Regions from separate parts of the Homo sapiens genome. Here all the other regions are linked to region 3. A link is a contact called in ENCODE Hi-C or POLR2A ChIA-PET data. All regions are on one chromosome and are shown on one strand. Each heading gives the region's core, a stretch centred on a gene start or an enhancer-like site at or near the end of the contact. The rest is flanking DNA. Distances are from core to core; before and after follow the strand shown. Region 1 overlaps GPR160 (G protein-coupled receptor 160). Region 2 overlaps SAMD7 (sterile alpha motif domain containing 7). Region 3 overlaps SLC7A14 (solute carrier family 7 member 14). Region 4 holds the start of MYNN (myoneurin). Region 5 overlaps LRRC31 (leucine rich repeat containing 31).

Evidence for each region. A loop is a pair of places that touch in the nucleus more often than their neighbours do. ChIA-PET counts read pairs that join two places held with the same protein, here RNA polymerase II (POLR2A). Pooled maps may share reads with other maps.
Region 1: a loop to region 3 is called in a pooled map, with 11 times the contacts of the local background. The contact joins two enhancer-like sites. A Hi-C loop is called at or near these places in 12 of 37 single-sample maps with no recorded cell type and 8 of 50 pooled maps. POLR2A ChIA-PET finds 5 or more read pairs at or near these places in 1 of 52 experiments (K562).
Region 2: a loop to region 3 is called in a pooled map, with 3 times the contacts of the local background. The contact joins two enhancer-like sites. A Hi-C loop is called at or near these places in 5 of 37 single-sample maps with no recorded cell type and 3 of 50 pooled maps.
Region 4: a pooled map shows a loop between it and region 3 (1.9-fold over the local background). The contact joins the promoter of MYNN here to the enhancer-like site in region 3. A Hi-C loop is called at or near these places in 4 of 37 single-sample maps with no recorded cell type and 6 of 50 pooled maps.
Region 5: a loop to region 3 is called in a pooled map, with 3 times the contacts of the local background. The contact joins two enhancer-like sites. A Hi-C loop is called at or near these places in 3 of 37 single-sample maps with no recorded cell type and 2 of 50 pooled maps. POLR2A ChIA-PET finds 5 or more read pairs at or near these places in 1 of 52 experiments (K562).

What each region holds. Positions count from the first base shown.
Region 1 is chr3:170,044,331-170,047,030 of GRCh38, reverse strand. The region is part of intron 2 of GPR160 (G protein-coupled receptor 160); the gene reads right to left. Among named protein-coding and RNA genes, the nearest start is that of GPR160, 7.7 kb to the right of the region's middle. RefSeq lists enhancers at 695-854, 815-1,315, 1,895-1,944. Within about 2 kb of position 1,395, at least 10 of the 41 ENCODE cell types and tissues checked have a DNase peak (open chromatin) inside an H3K27ac peak, as active enhancers do.
Region 2 is chr3:169,930,959-169,933,669 of GRCh38, reverse strand. All of the region lies in intron 7 of SAMD7 (sterile alpha motif domain containing 7), which reads right to left. It also overlaps the pseudogene FAM20BP1. Among named protein-coding and RNA genes, the nearest start is that of SAMD7, 21 kb to the right of the region's middle. Within about 2 kb of position 1,434, at least 4 of the 41 ENCODE cell types and tissues checked have a DNase peak (open chromatin) inside an H3K27ac peak, as active enhancers do.
Region 3 is chr3:170,562,756-170,565,455 of GRCh38, reverse strand. The region is part of intron 1 of SLC7A14 (solute carrier family 7 member 14); the gene reads left to right. All of the region lies in intron 2 of SLC7A14-AS1 (SLC7A14 antisense RNA 1), which reads right to left. Among named protein-coding and RNA genes, the nearest start is that of SLC7A14, 22 kb to the left of the region's middle. Within about 2 kb of position 1,320, at least 3 of the 41 ENCODE cell types and tissues checked have a DNase peak (open chromatin) inside an H3K27ac peak, as active enhancers do.
Region 4 is chr3:169,772,115-169,774,814 of GRCh38, reverse strand. MYNN (myoneurin) reads right to left here and starts at 1,419. Exons shown (of 8, transcript NM_018657.5): 1 at 1,353-1,419; 2 at 254-550. The coding sequence starts at 519. TRV-AAC1-1 (tRNA-Val (anticodon AAC) 1-1) reads right to left here and starts at 2,585; the gene lies at 2,513-2,585. RefSeq lists enhancers at 1,320-1,614, 1,253-1,756, 1,330-1,879.
Region 5 is chr3:169,845,435-169,848,134 of GRCh38, reverse strand. It overlaps LRRC31 (leucine rich repeat containing 31), which reads left to right. Exons shown (of 9, transcript NM_024727.4): 8 at 1-15. Among named protein-coding and RNA genes, the nearest start is that of LRRC31, 23 kb to the left of the region's middle. RefSeq lists a silencer at 816-973. Within about 2 kb of position 1,259, at least 2 of the 41 ENCODE cell types and tissues checked have a DNase peak (open chromatin) inside an H3K27ac peak, as active enhancers do.

The sequences.
Region 1 (2,700 bases), core at 146-2,645, 520 kb after region 3:
TGGAGGGGAATCACTGGCCCTCCATTCAGCTTCCCTGGACACCATGGATGCTTTCAGCTTCCCAGCAACACCTTAGCTATCAATCTCTAAAGTGCTTCCTCCTCAGAATTACTTAAGGGCATAAAGAATAAGAACTCATGTTACCTCTCTGATACAGTAAAATGAAGGCCATTCCATGTTCTCATTTCTGGCCTGAACCTGGGTTCACTTCTGTACCTCCTCTCCTGAAACAGGCAGCCAAAGGCAATCGAAACAAATGTAAACAAACAGAAACCTGCATTGCTAGTTTAAAGATCAAACCAGATAGCCCTTTTAGGAACTATAAAATATTAAATAAACATTAGTTAACAGCATCTATATTACTTTTCCAAGTTAAAAAGTAAGCCTCTCAATGTATCTGTTCTATGATTTTACTACTAAGGGGCAAGTCAGGCATTGTACTTTGCTGTGTCTGTGTCAGGATTTCATAAAATGTTGTTAGCCCCTCACAACATTCCTATTAGATATGCTTATCCCCAGGTGACAGAAGAGGCACTGGCTGCCCAGAAGACCTGGCCTTAAACCCCTGCCAGGCGGTGGCATAGCTGAGGCTGGGACTCCTGTGTCCCAGCTAACACTAGCCCGCTCTCTCATAAGGGGTTGGAGTTTGTATCCACATGAATGCTAGGGGATTCCAACTCCTTTCCACAGTCAGTGGAGATTTTAATCCCCGAACAACAAAGCCAAAGCCCTGGCTCAAAGTCACAAGTTGTGGCCCAGTTCTCATCAATTCCAAAGCTGCTGCTGCACCAAACACCCTGTTAGCATTTGTCATGGAGAACATTTCCCTAAGGCCATGTGGGAACCCAGATGGGCAGCCCATGGCTCACTCCACGAACAGAGGTCAGAGCTCAGATGCATTTCTTCCCTGTGGTCTTTCTTCTAACATTATGTGGGGGAAATTCTCCCCAGTAAAAGTGAAAGTAAAGGAAGCAGGGCTCTAACAACAACAATAATAATAGCTAACTCACAATCCATCCTACTCCATGCCAGGCACTGTTACAAGCACTTGACGTGCCACTGAATCCTCACCGCCCTATGATGTAGGTATTATTATTACTTCTAGCTTACATAGGGGAAACTGAGGTACAAAGAGGTTTTAAAAAATGAGTCAAGGTCACACAGGTGGTGGAAGAACCAGAAATGAAACCCAGGGATCTGGCTGAGTCCATACTCAAGACTGCTTGGCCTCTCCCTGTTTGCTCTGGCTAATAACCAATTAACCCACTCTTCCTTGACAAGGGGGTTAATCATCACCTGAGGGAGCACACAGCCACAAACCTGAATCGCAGAGTTCTCCAGAAAGGATCCCATCAAGCCGCTGGTCTGGCATTCACAAAACATGTCAGCCTCTGAACTCACTTCTTTTTTTTTCTTTCTTTTTTTATTTTTTATTTTTTTTGAGACAGAATCTTGCTCTGTCGCCCAGGCTAGAGTGCAGTGGCGTGATCTCGGCTCACTGCAACCTCCACCTCCTGGTTCAAGCGAGTCTCCTCCCGAGTAGCTGGGACTACAGGCGAGTGCCACCACCCCTGGCTAATTGGTTTTTTTTTTTTTTTTTTTTTTTTTTTTTTTTTTTTTTTGTATTTTTAGTAGAGACAGGGTTTCACCGTGTTAGCCAGGATGGTCTCGATTTCCTGACCTCACTATCCACCCACCTCGGCCTCCCAAAGTGCTGGGATTACAGGTGTGAGCCACCATGCTCGGCCTGAACTCACTTCTTTTGGCCAAAACAAGCTGTTCCACTTGGAGCCCTTGTTTATTCCATGTCCGTTTACACACACACCTAGACTGACAACTCGAGTGACAAAGGCCCACAACAGCACCTGACATTTCCTGAAAGCCACCCAACAAGGTTCACTTTTGTGCCATTTCCTCTTTTCATTCTCCTCCACGGCACACGTACATGGGAAGAAAATGCAGAACTCAGGGGAAGGAAACAAAGATCTAAAGAGAAACTTCAACTGTCATGAAACTCCAGCTATTCACAGAAGCGAGAATGTTTGCCCCGTGACCCTTAACCGAAAGTTTCAAGGCAAGGAAATTAAGCCACCCTTGGACTTGCATCACAGAAACCCCTTAAGGCTGGACTATGCGGGTGCCTCAGCTCCTCATCCCTGCAGAGCTTTCTTGGGGGGCTGTGCCTAAGCAGTGTATAGAAGTGGACTTGTCATCAGCAGGAGAGTGGTAGGCAGAGAAGGATGGGGGAGAGGGGCCCTTTGCAAGTCCTAGGAACCCCTCAGAGTGGCTGGGGTCCAGCTCAGAGCAGCTACAGTGAGCTGATGCACAACTTCAGGATCCACATGGGTCCCCTGCTTAAAGGGGAAGGGTTAAAGGCCTTTTTGGTGCCCCATCCCTGCAGGACACCCTGGGGAACCGCCAAGGTGCACAAGACCCACCTGCCTACTCACAAAGACCCAATGGTGTGGGAGTTTGGAGCCATTCCTTTTCCCTACTGAGGCCTGCCCACACCTACTCCATTCTTGTCAAACTGCAGGGGGTAGCGAACAAGTTCCTTATAAGTGAGAAAATAGGCAGCATGGGAGAAAAATGACAACGCGGCTTGTATTCGTCTGACAGAGAAGCACTGAGACTAAACACAAGACTCTCATTTCCTCAAAGGAATATGCTCTTTCCCATTTTTCTCTTCTCTTTTTTTTT
Region 2 (2,711 bases), core at 185-2,684, 630 kb after region 3:
CCTTGTGTTCTAATAGATTTTAGTCATGAATGTATACATATATTTTTCCACAATATGCACCGGTGTGGAGAAAGGACTGAAATGTTCCACTCAAAACACACACTCCAGAGCCAATCCCAGTATTCATCTATGAAAATGTCTGATTGTCCTTTGGCCTGGGAATTAAGACTGACCAACTATGATGCCTATTGCTAGAATGGGCAATTGCTGAGGAATTCAGAAGGTGATTCAGCAGGAACATCTCCATGCTCAGAAACTTGTGGTCTTTGCTTTAGTTTCTACTACAGAAAACACCAAAGACATCCAAGGCCACCCTGTCCCCTGTCACCAGAACTTGCTGCTGGCCATTTCCAATCCATTTCATACCATTTGGAATTGATTGTGCTGCTTCTCTATCTTTGTAAAAAGAAGTTTCACTTATTTTTTATTGAGAGTTACAAGTGGGAGAAAGGCATTGTGTCTTCTACCATACAGTGTCCATCCCAAACTGGTCAGTGCACTGCTCCACGGTGGCCAGGACACTCAGGAGCCACTGGTCCATGGCGTCCAGACGAGGATCAGAGAGCACTGGGGAGAGGGGGTCATGGGCCATGGCAGATTTTAAGGTAGACTTCAGCACACCATTCTTTAGGTAGTTCCGTCTGTTCCAGGTAGACACCTGAGTGATGCCACACTGATAGAGGGGGGGAAAGAATGCTTCTTTCATCCAGCAAGGGGTTCCCAAAGCTTTTGTTGTTATCAAGAAGGATGAGCATACTGGCGCCCTCATTATCTTGAAAGTTCTTATAGTAATGGCAGTCAGCATTGTCAATCAGGTAATCAAAGACAGCTGTGTTAATGGTGTCCAGGCGGCACAGGCCAGAGTCATAAAGGGACGTTTTCTTCACAGCCTCACAGTAGCGCTCATCATACTCCCACCTGGCCAATTTGCCTTTTCAGTAAGTCCTGGCCCACGGGTGTCAGTGTTTCTGGAGAGGCCACACATCTGGAAGCCAAAGTGTGACAGATTTTTCCATTGTGTCTCCATCGGCACAAGCTGATTCTGTTTCTCGGTAGTAATAACACTTCCCATAAAAACAAGTATTGTGTCCTACAGTTAGGAAGGGGCTCAACAGCTGCTCCATGGTAACAGGCTTGATCTCTGTCTGAAGATGAACGGATCTGCCCACCATCAGCAGGGCTCTGGGACACCCACAATCCTGTCCAAGTGAAAGGCTGCTACCTCCGCATTGTGTCTATCATAACCGGCATATGGTTCCCTTCCACTACATAGTCTCGGCTATACTACTTAGGTTCGAAAACAACTTTCTGTTCCCTTTCAAGGATCAGTAAGGCTTTCAGCTGTGTCCCTTTATAACCCACATCAGCTTTAATAATTTGCTTGGTGGCCATGGCATGCATGATTGCCCCCAGCTCTGGTGTCTCTTCACAGTACACTTCCTGGGGAACCACCCACTGGGCTGCAGTCTCCTAGGAAGACTGCAACGTGTGGTCCAACTTGGGTGACAGCTCCATCCACAAGCCAGTCATCATTCGGTGAAAAGCCCTCAGGGGATCAAGTAGTGAAACGCTGCTTGGCAGTTGATGTATCTAAGTTGTCAATCAGGAAAACTTTGGTGAAGATAAAGATGACAGGAATTGCTAACAGCATGACTCGCTGCTTTAGCTTCATGTTGACCTCTTTTCTTCTCCCCTGACCCACTCACTCTCTGGCTCACTTATCAAGGAGAGGCAGTGGTAATGGTTAGTAAGGAGATTCCATCATTACACACATTGGTCCATTTGTGGATGCACCTTCCACAGTTCCCGTTGCGTCCTAGACTCGCTCGTGGCTACCCATGCAGTGCAATGCAGCATGGCCCCCGAGGAGGGGCAGCCCCAGGCTGTGCTTATCACCCCAGCCACTGCCACCACCACTGCAGCTCCCACCATTCCCTGGCCACCTCTCTCAGCGCTGAGCCAGCCGTCCCCCAACAAACTGCATTAAGTAATTATTTCTTTTCCTATTTTAATTAAGCAAATTATAGAAAATGGCTAATATAAATTAAAGAGCCAGGTGCGGTGGCTCACATCTGTAATCTCAGTTACTTGGGAGGCTAAGGCTGGAGGATCACTTGAGCCCAGGAGTTTGAGACAAGTCTGGGCAACATAGTAGACCCCCATCTCTTTAAAAAAAATTAGCTGGGTGTGGTAGTGTGCACCTGACAATTTGTGAGCATCCAAAGGAGGAACCACGTGGATAAATTTTCAAGCAGAGGTAGGCTGGCAGCCAGGGGACTGAAATGTGTGAGGATCTAACCCTCAGCCATGGTGGATGTACTCAGGGCCTGGGGCGAGGACACATACATGTCCCTGTCGCTCAGATGTACCCCCTTCTTTCTCACCAGAGCAGTTTGGGCCATGTGTAATGATATAAATGTGCACATATTTTCAGTAATTTCAGTTCTTTTTAGAGAGAGGATATTTTATCTGCTGAGTCCTCTGAACTAGACATTTACTTGGAACAAAATATGTTGCAGGCTCTCCTGAATGTTCCTTAACAGCTGAGCCACCAATCCTTTCTCTACACCTATTTAAAAGAGTTCATTTGCACTTGGGGCTTTGGGTTTTAGTTGTTATTTTTTTTCTGCTGAATTTCTTTTTCTACCTACAGGAGGTGAGTGGTGAGAAGTTGCTGAGTAGGCACCTAAGGCAGAGATGGGGAGTAAGAG
Region 3 (2,700 bases), core at 71-2,570:
ATGGACACATGCACATGAACACATGCAGCCCCCAGTCTTTTATCTGCAACTGCCTCTATTTAACTTTAGCCTGCTCAAATCCAGCAGATCAGCAGAACCATGGCAGCCCCACTCCCAAGGAAAGGACTAGACCCTGACTAGTCACTTATTTTCTAGTCCTCTTAGCTACTACTGCAGTTGAGAGCCATCACCTCCTTGCATTGCTCATCTCAGCTAGCGAAGAGCCCAGGCAGGGTCTCCTCTACCATGCTACCCTACTCTACCCCACCCCTGCCAGGCCAGGGATTCCTACTTCCTGCTTGTATGTCTCACCTCCTATGCCAACTTGGTTCTCTTTCTTGTGAAACAACTGAAGTTGCCTTGAAATAGTAAGGGCAGAACACAGAATCTATCCTGGTCTTCAGAGCCTAAAGAGACTAGAGATTTCCTTCTAACAATCGAGGCTTCTGTAGCAAGAACCAGATTATTGAATTTCTAGAAGTCCTAAAACAAAACAAAACAAAACAAAAACCCACTCACTTCTCAAAATAGGCCTACAGGGCCTGAATCTACATAAAGCCCAAAGCAGGAAAGACAGGAAAGACTTAGTTGCCAAACAAGTGCTATAGAAAGTGCAAGTTACATTAAAATTAGAGGTAGCAGTTGGTCCACCCCCATCACCTAGAGTACTGACAACACTGCGTTTTAATATGTATGCACCAGGCATTTCATATACATTAACACAAATTAGGGCAACAGTCCTATAAGGTGGACATTATCCTCATTTTTTAGATGAAGAAACCAGTGCTTAGAAAGAATATACACTTGTAACAGGTAGGGCAAGGACTGTAACACAGACTTGTCTGGCTTCAGAGACTAGAGGCTTTGTAGAAAGCTACCTTGCCTCTGCAAAAGGATAAACTGCTAAAACATAAACTTCATGAAATAAAACCAAAATCAGTAAACTGGAGGGAGACCCCTGTGTCCTGGGACTATTGCCTCTAACTAGCAGCATGACCCTGGGCACATCTTTTGGGTTTCAGTTTCTTTGTCTATGAAATGACAGTGTCAGATCCAATTGTTTCTTCCAGCTCCAGCACTGGAGAGTGTGCTTTCTAGTCCTGCATGCCTCCTCAGCGAGCAAGGGACCAGCAGCTACAATCTAACCTCAGCACAACAGATCTCTAACAACAGGAAGTGCCTTTTCGGAGGCTCTGGAAATGATTCAGAATCAGTTTCTGTTCTCCAGTGAGGACCTATAATTTCTATGACTGCAATTCCCCACTGGTCAGGGCTGGCTTAGGTAGCATTCACTGCTGTTTATTACCCCGCCACTCCATGACACTCTCTGACGACACTGGAGAGAGGATCTGTGCTCCATACTTGTCACACATGGGTTTAAAGGGGTAGTGACTCAAAAGTGAAATGGGGAGAAAAGATAAATGTTACACACCCACACATAGCTCTTATATGAAAATCCATCACTAGAACATAATAGTAAGGCTGGAATTATTTACTGATAAGGATTCGTTATTTAATAAAAGAAATCACCAGGATTCCTATCAGTAGTGTGTTCACAGTTCATCAAAGACTGAATGTGATGAAGAGATAAATCTAAATCTAATGTACTATGAATCAAAGCTAACCAAATGCAGATGAAAACCAAAGAGGGTGCATGTATTATTTAATGTGAAAATGGGATACTCTGTTTGCAAAAATTTGCTTTATATACAATCTTTAAGACCAGTGTTTGTTGGGCCGGGCGCGGTGGCTTACGCCTGTAATCCCAGCAGTTTGGGAGGCTGAGGTGGGTGGATCACCTGAGGTCAGGAGTTCGAGACTAGCCTGACCAACATGGTGAAACCCTGTCTCTACTAAAAAAAATACAAAAATTAGCTGGGCATGATGGTGGGTGCCTGTAATCCCAGCTACTCAGGAGGCTGCGGCTGGAGAATTGCTTGAACCCAGGAGGCAGAGGTTGCAGTGAGCCGAGATCGCACCATTGCACTCCAGCCTGGGCGACAGAGTAAGACTCCATCTCAAAAAAAAAAAAAAAAAACAAACAAACAAACAGTGTTTGTTGAACTGATGTGAGTGCACCTTTTTTGCAGCAGGAGGCCCAGCAATATAAATCTTTGCAAATGGGCGGGGTACACACCAGTAAGAGAGAGGGAGGGAGGTGAAGGTGAGATATGAGACAGCAGATGTGTGCATAGAAAGGCATCATGGTGGCAAATATTGTATTGACTTTTTTTAAAATGGAAGGGTGTTGATAGAAGAGAGGTTGAGATGCAATTCTTCAAGTTAAATGACCAAAAAGAAGCTTCACCTAAACCATCTAGAATATCAGTAGGGTTCCTTTGGTCAGCACATTAACCATTAAAGGGAGTTTTACAGGTGAAAATAATATTTCTTGGCCAGGAACAGTAGTGCACACCTGTAATCCCAGCACTTTGGGAAGCCCAGGTGGTCAGTTGACTTGAGGCCAGAAGTTTGAGACCAGCCTGGCCAACATGGCAAAACCCCATCTCTACTAAAAAATACAAAAATTAGACAGGAGTGGTAGTGTGCACCTGTAATCCCAGCTACTCAGGAGGCTGAGTCATGAGACTCGCTTAAACCCAGGAGGCCTCTAGAGGTCACAGTGAGTTGAGATCGTGCCACTGTACTCCAGCCTGGGTGACAGAGCAAGGCTCTGTCTCAAAAAAAAGAAATGGAATA
Region 4 (2,700 bases), core at 170-2,669, 790 kb after region 3:
ATAAGTGAAATCACAGGCTTTGTTTCAGTAAATAAACGTGTCAGAAATCTTACTGTTTATTATCTGTGCTTATGAAAAATATTGCCTGCTCATCCTAAATCAGTGATACTGATTTCTTTATAAAAACAAACATTGTGTGCATAAATAGGTGAAGAATTTGAGTTCAGAGAATGAATGGAAAAAATACAAATCTACTTTTGCTGTGAAGACTACTGACTAGCTTTTATAACTGAAAATAAAATGTGTACTTTACCTGTCAAGATTTAAAGTTCCTGTGTATATAAACTCCAACAGTTTCTGAAATCCATCAGCCTTCACCTGACTCTGATCAAGAAAGACATTGTTCTCAGAAGTGCTTCTGTAGATCGCACCAAAATACTCACTAAAGGAGGCCAGCACATTCCTATGAGCTTTAAACTGGAATTCCCCAATCACTATGGTACAGTCACAGAGAAAACCTGCTTCCCGCTGTTTGTTCAGTCTCTCTAAAAGGTGCTCACAGTGGTGCGAATACTGCATTTTGATATCAGAATGGAATTTTACCCTTGATCTAAAAGACAAAAAGAAACAGTAAATCAGTAACCGTAAGTTCTCATCAACGTTCAGTGAGGGAAGGGACAGAGGACATAACTTAAACAATTTTAGCCCCCTTGAAAATCCTTATCAAACATACATGGTTAAGAATGAAGGGATGAGTGCCTTTCTATCTTTGGTTACCTTGATCAACTAACACAATCCTTTGGACACATCAATAAGTGACGGTGAATGGCAACACTTCTACCACCTGCAAAAAGCACAGCAAAACCTGACGCTTTCACATCTGTTGAACCCTCAGATTTTCAAGCTCAGTAGACATACTTATGTTACAAAAAAATTTTTTAAACCACTAAGACATGATCTCTTGGGACAGATAGGGGCAGAACAGTACGAGTTTTTAAAAACTGCTCTCAAGTCACCAAAACCTGTTAGTTTCCCCAGTGCAGTTTCTCCAAAACGAGAGGTGGCTGCCCAGAAAGCCGGGAATGCGCCCGGCCATGGCTTGCTGTCAAAGGTTCTATCACTCGCGCTAAGGAGGCCACACCTTCTCCCTTCCCACTCTCTACGCGAGGCGGCATCCGAGAGTGACAACCAAAGCCAGTCCCTCCTCGGCTTCTGCCGCCCTGCCCTCTGCCCAGCTCCCACTCCCGCGAATTTCCACAGCAGAGGTTGTGGCCCAGGCCACCCCGGGGCTGCCTAGCCCAAGCCTTCCACCTGCGCCCCGACCCGTGCTGGAACTCCAAGGAGCCTGCCCTCTGATGGCCCAGGCTCTAGAGAGACCGGGATGGCGGGCTGGGGGTGAAGTAGGAACTCACCGATAGCAACCCAAGGGGGGAACACAGTTTCTTCACTCTGTCTCCGCCATCTTGGGAGGACGTCACCGAGCCACGCTCCGCCCCTCCCTTCCTTCCACGGTGGCGTCACGTCCGGCTCTGTCTTCCCGTGGCAGTGCGGGAGGTTCTGGGGCCATGGGGGTCCGGCGCCGGCCAGGGCGGTACAGGATGTACCACAGAGACCCACTCCCCAGCATGCCAGGGGTCCCCCGAAGCAGCAGGCGTCATGGATACGAGAGCTGAGGGCTCGCTAGCTCGCAGCGCTCCGCCTGTCTTCCTCATCGCGAGCATTCTGGTGCCGGCAGTCAGCGTCTGGCGCTCTGCCGGGGCTCTGCGCCGAGGCCCGGCAGCACAGCACCGCGGGCCTCTCTCCTGAAGCCAGCTGCGCACTGCGTGCGGGGGCTTGTAGTTGCTTGTCTTCTCCCATCATCCTCCCCTTCCTCGGGGCCCCACCGGTGGAAACTGCTGCATGTGTACTCGGATCTCTGCCATAGGGGATTTTTTAGCTGAGACTTGGCACCCCTTTCCCGCTTACGTACCTGAAAACTCTTGGCACCCCCTGGTTTTTTTGTGCCCCAGCCAACTGTAGCTCAGCTTCCAAGATGCCCTTACCTGGTGACAGAAGTCTGGGATGCACGAAAGCGGAGCAGCTGGGCACAGTGGGCATGCGCAACATTAGAGGAAGGTGGGCTTTATACCGGAAAAGGTTTTCCTGCGTCTGGACCAGAAGATTTTTAATACGATTATTTACAGCCACTTCAGACGAAAAACCAAGTGATATAATACAAAAATGCTCAGGAGGCGACAGGACTAACCACTTTTACACTTTGATCTTTCCTTCTAGGCTGTACATTATTTTTTCAGTGTTAGCTGGTGAGTCAAATTCATTTTTTAAAACCCGGGACACATGTTCCACGTGGCAAGGCTTCCATAAAAACATTTGGTGAACGAATAAAGTAACAAAAACTTACAGTTCAGACTCTCAAATTGCTATCATGTCTTTTGAAGGACCGGCATACATTAAGCTAAGGCTTCCCTCAGAAAAAAAAACAAAACAAACAACAAAAGAAAACAAAGCGTGATCTCACGCTTTCTTCCAAGCGAAGGAAAAAAAAAAAAAAAAAAAAAGGGATTTTTTAGTGTGTTTCCGCCCGGTTTCGAACCGGGGACCTTTCGCGTGTTAGGCGAACGTGATAACCACTACACTACGGAAACCCCACTTTGGAGAGGGTTTTGTAAAGTCCTTGATATGTAAGTGTCAATTCGCAATTCTCAAGTGATTATTATCAAATTGAGAGGAATGAATATAATGTATTTAAAGAAAAAAACA
Region 5 (2,700 bases), core at 10-2,509, 720 kb after region 3:
ATGTGGCTCTCCTGGGTGTGTATCTACTTGTTCCCAAGCGGTCTTGGCAAACAGAGCAGTGGGTGCGGCCCCTGCAAAGCACCAGGTGGGGAGGTGGGGGAGGTACCAGACCTGGGGTGAAGCCCTCTGTGCAGATTCCCTTCTCACCAACATCTGCCGAGAGGTCTAATTAAAATGAGCGAAGGCAATTCTAAAACCACATGACAGTGGAAGGCATTTCCTAAAAGGATATGGATATAGATAGGTGGGGAGGTTCCTGAAAGGCAAACAGCTCTGTTCCACACCTCCGCGGTCCGTGAGTGTTCCCACTTCAGTCATCTACATCTCACCCATCCACATGGTTCCAGCACTATTGCTTAACTTTTCCTTTAAATTGACTCTTTAATTTAAATGCTTTTATTTAAACAGGAAACTGATTATCACTGTAACTGAAATACAGGTATCACTTCTCACAGATACTAGACTGCTGATGGCTTTGATTAGAGGCTCCTCTCTATTAGAAAAAGATGAGAGGGTTAAAGGCATACTGTAGTAACAATCTGACCCTTTTTCCATGTCAGTCTAGAAAGATGGAAAGATAATTGAATAAGGAATAACTTTTGCACTGTGGGATTGAGGCTACCCAAATATTCCCTAAAATCATTTTATGTGTCTGGGCACGGTGGCTCACGCCTATAATCCCAACGCTTTGGGAGGCCGAGGCTGGCGGATCACTTGAGGTCAGGAGTTCAAGACCAGCCTGACCAACATGAAGAAACCCCATCTCTACTAAAAATACAAAATTAGCAGGACATGGTGGCACATGCCTGTAATCCCAGCTACTCGGGAGGCTGAGGCAGGAGAATCACTTGAACCTGGGCGGCCGAGGTTGCAGTGAGCTGAGATCGTGCCACTGCACTCCAGCCTGGGCAGCAGGGGCGAAACTCCTTCTCAAAAAACAAAACAAAACAAAATAAAAAACTCATTCTATGTTTCCACTTTCCCATTATAAAACAATGAATCAGAGAGTACTCTCTCTGGCTCCCATCTAGCCTTGTCCCCACACTCCAATCACTATTCAGCCGGAATTCCAAAGCAATGAGCGCGCCTCCCAATGAAGGGCCAGAACAGTCACTCCAGGTAGTTGTATCTGTGTTCTCAGTGTATATATTAGTCAGTTTTGCTATGACACGGCACATGGGCCTAAAAATCATGTGTTATGCAAGAATTATTCAGTAATAACCACAGGACTTACGGTTGGAAGCACCGCACTCAAACACTTCATCAGTGGCATATTTTAAAAAACAGAAGCTATGAAAAATAGCAATACAGTTTTACATATTAAATAGTTAAGAAATGAGCAAATATTACATTTTCCCGAGAAAGACCTGAAGTTTGTAGAAGTGGCCTGTCCACACTTCCATTGGTGGAAAGAGGGTGTGTGGAGAGATGAGGGTTGTTGTCCTCATGAGGTGTGTGCATGTCTGCATTTTCTTTCTTTTTTTTTTTAGACAGAGTTTCACTCTGTCACCCAGGCTGGAATGAAGTAGCATGATCTTGGCTCACTGCAACCTCCGCCTGCCATGTTCAACAGATTCTCCTGCCTCAGCCTCCTGAGTAGCTGGGATTAGAGGCATGCCACCACGCCTGGCTAATTTTTGTATTTTTGGTAGAGACGGGGTTTCGCCCTGTTGGCCAGGCTGGTCTCAAACACCTGACCTCAGGTGATCCACCCGCCTAGGCTTCCCAAAATGCTGGGATTACAGGCGTGAGCCACCGTGCCCAGGCTGTTTATTTCTATATGCAGCTCAATTCAGCTGGGGACAGTTTTATATGTTCACCTAGTGTTTCCTGTGGACAAATTGTGTGCATAATGCAAACAAGAAATTTGCATTATACTCAGATTGTTTCCTGACATTTCAATCTCATTGAAATAAACTTGTGTTTTCAAAACAAGTGTTATAGCAAAAATGATTGTAATTAGAAGATGGGGACAAAACATTGTGATTTTAATTCGCATTTCCCTAATGACCAATGATGTCAAACATCTTTTTATGTGTGTATTTTCATTTCTTAGCTCCTTTGGTGAAATGTCTGTTCTAAATCTTTTGCCTGATTTAAAAAATTGGATTGTTTGTTTTCTTATTGATGAGTTTGGAGAGTTTTTTAGATTTTTCTGAATACAAGTAAGTCCTTTATCAGAAATATAATTTGCTATTATTTTCTCTGGGTCTGTCCCACTGGCTTTTTCATTCTCTTGATAGTGTTTTTTTGCAGATCAAAGCTTTCAGTTTTGATAAAGATTTATCAATTTGTTAATTTGATGAATAGAGTTTTTTTGTGTTGCATCTTAGAGCGTTTTGCAAATCTAAGTTCTCAAAGATTTTTTCCATATTTTTGTCTTAAAGCTTTGTATTTGCATTTTATATTTTGACCTATTACCTATTTTGAGTTAATTTTTATATAAGGTATGAGGTATGGGTAGAGGTTAATATTTTTGCATATTACTGTCCAATTATTTGAGTGCCATTAACTGAAAAGACTATCCATTCTCCATTGATTTGCCTTTATATTTTTGTGAAAAATCAATTGGCCATATTTGTGATGGCCTACTTCTGGTCTCTCAGTTCTGTTCTATTGATCTCTGTGTCTCTTATTTTACCAATATCACGCTGTCTTGATTGCTGAAACTTTATAGTAAGTCTTGAAATGAAGTAGTAT